Linked DNA regions of Mus musculus: region 1 is linked to region 2. Evidence: chromatin contacts called from ENCODE POLR2A ChIA-PET data. All regions are on one chromosome and are shown on one strand. The core of a region is the stretch at or near the end of the contact, and the rest is flanking DNA. Distances in the headings are between cores, read along the strand shown.

Evidence for each region. ChIA-PET counts read pairs that join two places held with the same protein, here RNA polymerase II (POLR2A).
Region 1: POLR2A ChIA-PET joins it to region 2 with 20 read pairs in Patski. The contact joins the enhancer-like site here to the promoter of Uspl1 in region 2. POLR2A ChIA-PET finds 5 or more read pairs at or near these places in 2 of 5 experiments (Patski and embryonic stem cell).

Annotation. Positions count from the first base shown.
Region 1 is chr5:149,350,674-149,355,021 of GRCm38, reverse strand. No RefSeq gene overlaps it. Among named protein-coding and RNA genes, the nearest start is that of Gm35704, 4.9 kb to the right of the region's middle. RefSeq lists an enhancer at 655-2,863. Within about 2 kb of position 1,806, at least 1 of the 3 ENCODE cell types and tissues checked has a DNase peak (open chromatin) inside an H3K27ac peak, as active enhancers do.
Region 2 is chr5:149,182,727-149,187,529 of GRCm38, reverse strand. Uspl1 (ubiquitin specific peptidase like 1) reads right to left here and starts at 2,970. Exons shown (of 9, transcript NM_001115149.1): 1 at 2,724-2,970.

The DNA.
Region 1 (4,348 bases), core at 557-3,056, 170 kb before region 2:
AGGAGGGGTGAGGCCCTGCAGTGCAGCTCTGTGAATGATTAGCTAACACCCACCTAAACAGTGCCCGGCCAGCAGGTCTTTATCTTAACTCTAAGATTCAGGCTGACTGGGCACAAGGAACAGGAAGAGGCAGGTGTTATCTAGAGCAGTGTTTCTCAACCTGTGGTCTCAACCCCTTGGGGTCCCATATCAGATATCCTGCATATAAGATAGTGACATTACAATTCATAGCAGCAGCAAGGTTACAGTTACAAAGTAGCAACAAAATAATTTTATGACTGCGGGTCACCCCAACATGATGAACTGTATTAAAGGACTGCAGAGTTGGGAAGACTGAGAACCACTCCTCCAGAGAGTTGCCAGTTACCATGGCAAAGGAAAAGGATATGGATAGGCAAGGCACTGGTGGTTAACGTGCACACACAGAGGGAACAGTCACCTTCCTTCCTCACAGGCCGCCTGGCTATGACCAACTAAACAATAAGATTGTGAACCACTGCAGGCCTGGGATCATGGGAGCACACACTCTAACACATCTCTCATGTTTGGTTGTACCAACAATCCAGCTTTAGACTGTCAGGGATTCCCCAGGGCCAGGGACCTCCCCAATGCTAGGGGCTCCTCAATGCCAGGAAGTTAGGGACCCTCAATGGTAGCCCTCATACCAAAGTGCCACCTTTCTAGGGATTACCTACTGTCTTAGGTGCACAAAACATCAGGACCAAGAAGTAAGTTGGGGAGGAAAGGGTTTATTCAGCTTACACTTCCACACTGCTGTTCATCCCCAAAGGAACTCAAGCAGGTCAGGAAGCAGGAGCTGATGCAGAGGCCATGGAGGGATGGCACTTACTGGCTTACTTCCCCTGGCTTTCTCAGCTTGCTCACTTATAGAACCAAGACTACCAGCCCAGGGATGGCACCACCCACCATGGGTCCTCCCACCTTGATCACTAGTTGAGAAAATGCCTTACAGCTGGATCTCATGGAGGCATTTCCTCACCTGAGGCTCCTTTCTCTGTGGTAACTCCAGCTGTGTCAAGTTGACACACAAAACCAGCCAGTACACCTACCAACAAGGACTACTCGTAAAGATTCCCCTAATATAAAGAGCTCCATGTACCAAGACTCTCTTAACATAAAAGCCCCAGTTGGAGATCCTTCCAGTGCAAAGGCCATTCTCCAAACCCCCTGTTTTTGGGCTTCTGGGGGCTACTGGTGCTGGACACTGAGACAAGCACTCTGGCTGCTTGCATATCTTTTCCATGGGGGTCCCCTCCCTCTACAGAGCTCCCTACATTTCTAAAACCGGTAGCAAAGAATAGCCTGAATCCTAAAGACCTCCCAGAGCCCACGGTTGACACAGGCCTCTAGGACAGAACACAAAAGCTGCCCAGGGACTCCGACTGGTGAGAGCCCTTGGCTTCCTGGGGGGACCCCTCTGACCCACAGCTCCCACCGGTGGAGGCTGGCATTTAGTCCTGTTGGGCTAGTATAGACTACTTGGCCCAGGACTGACCCGGAGGGTCCCTGGAACCAAAAGGCAGCTGTTGTTTAAAAATCAACACGGAGAGGAAATGAAAAACACCCGCCCAGGCCTCCCAGGGCCAAGAGACTGATGGCTGCTGGATGAGGCGGTTTCTGGAAGAGGCATGACTAATGGCCCTACTGAAAGTGCCCTGGCCAAGTGCCAGCAGCTCCCGTCAACGCCTTGTCTCTGCAGCAGTCAGGTGTGGCTGGGAGACAAAGGGGCCGTCTGTGTGCTGGCGGGTCTTGGACCCAGTGGCTTTTTGAGTCAGGCAATGGTGTCACAGGAGCCCCTGGAGGGGCTGGGGGCGGGGTTTGGATAGAAAGAGGGCCTGGAGGGGTACTGCCTGCCAAGGTTCGCTCACACCTCGCCACCAGGAGAGGCAAAGCCATCTGCCATCTAGCCACCCAGTGGAACAAAAGAGCAAGCACCCTGTCCCCTCCCGCCCCACCACACCTTTCAAGTCTCCAGTGCCTGGGACCTTCCCTGAAGCATCCTTTCAGGGAAGTCCTGCTAGCTGGGCCCTGCCACGTCTGGTGCCTGTGTCTTGTTTGGTATACGCCCTCCGACAACTGCTATAACCAACTACGAATTACAATCCACGGATAAAGAAACTGAGGTTCAGCTAAGGCTGTGAATCTGCCCCAAACCATCCCTGCTCCCATCACTAGAACTATTCCCAACAGAACCAAACTAAATACAAAGTCCCTCCACTAATGGGCGTTCCCAGCCGTAGAGGCTCGCACCAGCTGGCCCATGATAGCTGTGAATGCCGCTCAACCTTATTTACAAATGTCAAGGACCATGTTGCAATGTCAAAAGGATGGGTACCCCTGCTAGACTAGTCCAGGATCCCGGTGAGCCAGCTCTCCCCACAAAACTTAAAAGAAAACCCAATAATGAGAAAGAACGTTTTTATGCAAGTCAAAAGTAATGCAAAAAAACCCACAATCAGAGAAGACTAGAAAAAGAAAGGGCCCAGCCTTGTATTTACACAATCGGAGAGTACGCCCTCCCTCACCTCATTTCCAGTGGGGAAGGTACCATAGCTCTAGATTCATCTCCACTGCCATTCACCATCACCAAAACATTGTCACTGCCACGGGGGATGGGGAGAGACAGTCCCTGTGTCCCTCCCCAGACACTTGAGTTATAGCAAGATCTGTCCCCATGTACCTTGTCCACCCCACCAAGGTCCCCTCTGGGTGACACCTCTCTTTCTCTGTGCTACTGTCTGCCGGGACCTCTGTACATGAAGAAACATAGTTGACCTTCAACAGATTCAAGTAACTATTTTTACAGACTCTCGGCCCTGGCGTGCACAAGAACCTGACCAGGTATCAGTCTAGAGTCCCTTTGTTAATTACTTTCCACTACTGTGACAAAATACCCAAGGGAAACAAGTTGAAAAGGAAGAAAGGTTTGTTTGGGCACACACTACTGGATGTCTCAGCCCATAGTTGTGTGAAGAGGGTTGAGCAAGGGTAATTGGGATCACAGGGCTTGGGGGGTCAGGCGGACAAACACTCTTCCGAAGCCCCACCAATGGCTTGCTCTCCCCAGTGTCTCCCTCCTCCTAGCAGCTCATTTAGCCATGAACATGTCCAATGGACACGTTAGCTTCAATTACCTCTTTAAAAAAAAATTTTTTTTTTTTTTGGAGAGCGTCTCTCTAGGTAGCCTCAGCTATTCTAGAACTCATTATGTATACCAGGCTGGCCTTGAACTCATAGAGATTCTCCTACCTCTGTTTCCTGATGGCTGGGCTTAGTGGTGTGTGCCACTGTACTTGGTCCAATCTCTTTTTAATAATGCCACCACCTGGGTTCTAGTAGTTAACATAGAGCCTTTTGGGGTACACTGATACCCACTGGTTAAATAAGCAGAGTCCCTAGTGGACAGGCCCAAGTGCCTATGTTCCTAAAGGCTGTGATCATAAGGTCCACTCAGGAATGCCCTCTATGAAGGACAGTTTTGTGTCAACTGGACACACTAAAGTCATCTGAGAGGAGGAGACTCAACTGAGAAATGCCTCCATAAGATTAGGCTCTGGGCAAGCCTGTGGGGCATTTTCCTGATTGATGGGGGAGGGCCTAGCCCCTGGTAGGTGGTGCCATCCCTGGTGGTCCTGGGTTCTATAAAAAAGCAGGGTGAGCAAGCCAGGGGAGTGAGCCACTAAGCAGCATCCCTCCATGGCTTCTGCATCAGCTCCTGCCTCCAGGGCCCTGCCCTGTTTGGGTTCCTCCTTGACTTCTTCCAATGATGAGCAGCAATGTGGAAGTGTAAGCCAAATAAACCTTTTCCTCCCCAACTTGGCCATGGTGTTTCATCACAGCAATGGTATCCCTGACCTTTCCTCCTTATCCATCTCTCTCTCTCTCTCTCTCTCTCTCTCTCTCTCTCTCTCTCTCTCTCTCTCTCTCTCTCTGACTTCTTAGTCCCATCTCAGTCCACATTGCTTTTTTTTTTTTAATCTACCTGAAAACCCTGTACCTGGTACAGGGTTTCAGATGAGGTGCTGGCCCACGATGTTTGTAAACTCCCACTTCCAAAAGCAACAACACTAATGGTGCAGCCTCTTAAGCCCTGATTGCTTAGCAGTTGAAATCTCTATAGGCTGCTTCTCCCACACCAGTTCAAGGGATAACAACCACAGGAGAGAGTGGCTGGAGCCATGTTCTCACAAAAGAGTGCTGTTGTCTTAGGATGGCATGCCTACTGGTTCTAGAACTCTTCCATGAAGAGAGACCAAGAGCTCACAGACAAGGCATGGCTTTGAGTGGTTCTCACAGAGTTAAGCTTTCCTTGCGACAGGCATTCAAA
Region 2 (4,803 bases), core at 1,721-4,220:
ATGAGAGTGACCACAGGATACAGCTTCCTAACACACAGAACTCTCCCTACAGGTAGCTACTTGTCAGAGCAAGCTAGTCAACTAGGTTGAAGAACCTAAGCTTTCCAGTCTCTATAAAAAACCGTGTCGTTGTTACAATGAGAAAGCACCTAAGTCCTTCAGACCCACTGTTCTACCAGAGAAAGAAAGGACCTTGAACTCTGCTTACCTGTGCCTCCCAAGCACTGGGATTAAAGGCTCATAACCAGCAGAATTTAAAAAGCTACCCACAAAATATTATGTTCTTTATAAATAATCTGTATCAGAACAATAGTATAAGTATTTCTGTAAGACAAATAAATTTCACATGCATGCCTTGAGTGTATTTCCACAGAGCAGACCTATTTCCAAGATCGGAGAGCAAAAAATCATGAGACACAGCTCAATACAAGGGAAAAAAATGGACTTAAATTACAACAAAAGCAGACCTAAAAGACGTTTAAGCAAAGGTAAATTATCATGTAGCTAAGGAGTTGAAACTTCAAGCATAAGTCTTTCCAAAACCTATGGATCTGTAATTCTAGAACAACCACCTTCTGGCTCACAGATCCACTTTTAAAAACTTGTTATGTACTGGGTGAGTGTGGTCCATGTCTTTAACCCTAGCCACTAGGGAGCAAAGGCAGACATCTCGGTGAATTTGAGGCCACCTAGTCTACAGAGAAATCTGCCTCGAAAAACAAAACAAAAAACTAGTTATGCTTTTCTGTCCTGGCTGAAAAGTCTGAAAAGCCTTTCCTGTGAAGAAAACATAGTAATTCCAAAAATATACACACAGTTTGAAAGACATCTGTGCCCACTCAGGAGGAGGACGCAGGTACAAGTTAAGGCCAGCCTCAGCTACAAAGGAACTCAAAGTCTACCTGGGCTGAGAGAGACAGAGAGTCAGAGAGAGAGACAGACACACAAAGAGAGGTCAGTATTAGTGAATCTCAATTTCCAGAAGCTGGAAAAGTAATCACAACTGTTAGCTGGTTCTACTTATAACCTAGAGAATTACAGGGCACAGGAAAGTCAATGTGCTTAAGTGGTAAAAGCCTAGGCTACACACCTGGATTTGTTCTAAGAACAAAATGAAGTTGCGCTGACAAGATACTAACACCTAAGTTACAGTTACCATCTGGTCTACTTTGCTCTGAGGGAAAGAGATGTGTTGCTTCTGTCATTCTGCATTCATTCTCAGAAGAGAAACCTGCAGACTCCTAAAAAGGGTGTTGAGAAAACTTTTTATCTGCCTGAGGGTCTAGGTAACTGTGTGGAATAAGGTTCTTTCTCAATATGGAGGTAAAAATGAGAAACCTTCAAGTCTGCTTTCCTGTCAATAAAGAAGTCAAGGCATATTCGAGCATGGTGGTTGATGCACGCCTTTAAGCCTTTTAATTCCATTGCACAGATCTCTCTCAATAGAACTACTGCAGATTTCTGTGAGTTTCAAGCCAGCCTGTTTCACACAGTGAATTCCAAGCCAGGAAGGTTTATATAGTGAGACCCTGTCTATGGAAGGAAGGAAAGGAGAGGGAGGGAAGGAGAGAAGGAGGGAGGAGACCCATTAAGATGGTAGTAGAAACACTAAACAATATTAAGAAATTCCCCCTCCCCAAAGAATATTCAAGTTTTAAAATACCAGAAGTAGACTCTTGGGGTTTTTCAAGCACTGTATTATACACAAAACCCCGGGGTGGGTCTCAAATTTCAATTTGTCTAGGAATAAATTACCTTCATTATCTTTTCTCCAAGTGTAACTGCTAGCTCCTCCCTGTACAGTATCTAAATTTTGGCATCTTTTGGGTTTCCAAATACAGACTAGAAAGTTTGTGCCGTCTACTCACTCTCATCTCCCATGTTTGCACAGTAGGCGCCATCTAAACTCGTGAACGAGGCTTTGGAAATGTTTCGAACTTGTCTCTCTTTCCATTCATATCACTGTCAAAATGACAGCTCCGCTTCAAACCACCTATTTAATCCAATCTGATTGTAGGAAGTCCGCCCAAACAGCTCAGTACATCCTAAAGATTATGACATGAGCTTATTTCAAGGAGAACAACCAAGGTTTTCCAGTGTTCATCTCCGGCACTTTTCCTCTTACCTACGCCCACCACCGAGCCCCCACCTTCAACGTAGGTAAGTCGCATTCCGGAGACCTTAATGGGAGATATCAGCCCAGAATAGATCCATTTAGCAGCCAATCACGAGAGGGATTTAAATTTAATTCACTGCATGTGTAGAAACTATTACAGGTATTCAAAGGGCCTGGAACCCTTCGGAGCTTTATCTCTCGGCTCTGCATATGAATTTTCAAGGCCAGCAGACTTAAGCCCCAGCGAAGGGATAGGCTTTACAGAGCCCAATACTGCTTGGTACCCAGTCCAGCTTCCCGAATTTGAGACGGATGGGTCCACGCGAACTGAGCTTCAAAAGCCTACCAAGGAAGTCCAAGAGGCGCGGCGTTCCGTTACCCAGCCCATCTCCACGCTCTTCGTGGGGCGGGCACAAACTCTGGTTTCTCTTCAGCGTTTACCTCTTTGAGCCTAACCGGAACCTGAAGACCCAGCCTGCACCTCCATCCTCCACCTTGCCCACCACAACCTCGTTCCTACCCCATCTTTTCAGCGCGCCAACGACCCACCCCGGGCACTCCAGCCGTCCCAATTTCTACTTCCCGAGGGAACTACTGTCTTCCTTACCCTCCCGAAGTACGCTCCTTCTTCGCATACAGTGGACCCGAACTCCTCTTCCAGCTTGAGGTCCCCACCATCTAACCGTAACGTTCAACCCACGTTCCCTCGGACGGCTCCTCCCCCACAGCCCTCTCCGCCAGGAAAGCAACTTCCGCCTGCGAGTCCGCCGCCCAAGAGCTACCCCACAAACACTTTCCTGCGGCAGGCAGCCCTGCTTGAGAGCACGCGGGCAGGGCCGGGGAAGGGGAAGACCAGAGCACTTCCGGCAGGGCTCCGCAGAGGCGTGGCTTGCCCGCCCAGCAGGCGCAGGCGCAGTGGGAACTGCGGCGACAGGGCGGGGCCCCTCGCTACAGAGCCTGCAAAGTGTGAGTCGGGAGGACGGGGGAGGGGGAGGGGGAGGGAGCTGGAGGGGGTGGGGCAGGCTTGGTTCTGGAAGCTGCTGGAAAGCGCTGGAGTGGCGGAGGTGACGCCAGAGGCTAGGGGGCGGGGCGTGATTAAAATTAGTGCGCGGCCTTCAGCGGAGGGATTACGCGGCAGAGGAAGGAGAGGTCGCTGGGCGGCTGCCTGCCTGGCGCGCAGGCGCAGTGATGGGCCTCCCTGGCGGGCCGTCATGGCGGACGCCACGACGGGCTCCCATAGTTGGTTCTTTTCGGCCCGCGCGCCACCACCCTACGTGTTCACAAACGGTTACCACACACGGAGCTGCCCCTCCCTTCTTCCCCAAACCCATCCTTGGAGGCCACTTTTTCTTTCTTCCCTCTCTGATCTGCTCACGGTAAGGGGGGTAGCGAAAGACGAGCACTTGACCCGGGGTGGCACTGAGCAGCCGACCCGCGCATCTCAGCAGCCGCCCTGCCTCCTTGAACTTCAGAGAGGGGAGAGCTCAGTTGCTAAGTTTTAAGAACTGCCTTCGTAGAAAGGTCATGTGGTGTCAGGGAGGTCATGACTGATCGCGTCCATGAGGACATCCTATTCTTGGAGTCCTTTGCATAGACTGTTTCCGTGGCCTGGGACTACAATTTGGGATTTTTTCTGGACCTTACAGGAATCATGACTGGCATTTTGGATTGCGGTCCTGTAGGGTTTCATTAGTGGTCTTAAACGACCATGTTCTGGCAGAATACTGATAATTTTGGTAGCGTGCAATGGGGGAAACAAGTCCGCTGTAGGAAGAAATTATTCAATAAAAGAATTTCAGTTTGTGGTACTTAGGAATGGAAATCGCTGAGCGTTCCAACAGAGACTTTGTTAGGGTTTTTTTTCTCCTCTCTCATGACGAAAATAGACTGGTTAGGTTTTGCTTTTTTTTAATTTTATTTATCTTTGCATTTACACTACATACTGTACTGGTATATTTGTTGTAAGATCAAACAAGTAAGATTTCTTTTTGTATGGATTATGAGGTTTTTGAGAAAGTATTTCTTCCTGAGAGAGTAGCCAAGATTAATAGGATTGTTTTCTTATTCAACATGCTATTTCCATTTTTAGAGTGGAGTACACTTCCCCTCCCAATAAACACTTGCTGAATGTCAGCTCATAAATTGAATGATCTAGTTGGTTCAGTTAAAATGTAACCCGACTTTTGAGGTGTAAAGCAACATCCACAAACAACTAGAATAAAAATAAAAATGGATTATTGCTGTCTTTAATGAAAAATTTATTAAAACAAAATTTTTGGCCAGAAAAACTTAATAGTGACAAACAAAATGAAGATGGAATATGGCGGGTCGGGGAGGGGGGGGGAGAAAATTCCCAATTTACTTCAGGTTAATAATAGTCCCCAGCTGAGAAGATACCATGTACTTCTGTGTATTCTTTCCACAGTATGCAGAGTGCCTGTTTTTATATACATTGGTCCCATAGAGAGTATAGTTAACCTCAGTAAACTAAAGTAGGTTTATCTATTTCCACTTAGAAATTCATATTCAATAAATGGAAGCTTTTATTTAACTAATAATTAATTAAGCTGCAATAGGAATACAGTGCTCTGCAGATCATTTTGTGAGCTCTTGTTCTTTTTTTCTGTTGTATTCCTTAACTGAAAACAAACCTTTAGCACCAACCTGGGATATAAATGCTACCTCTA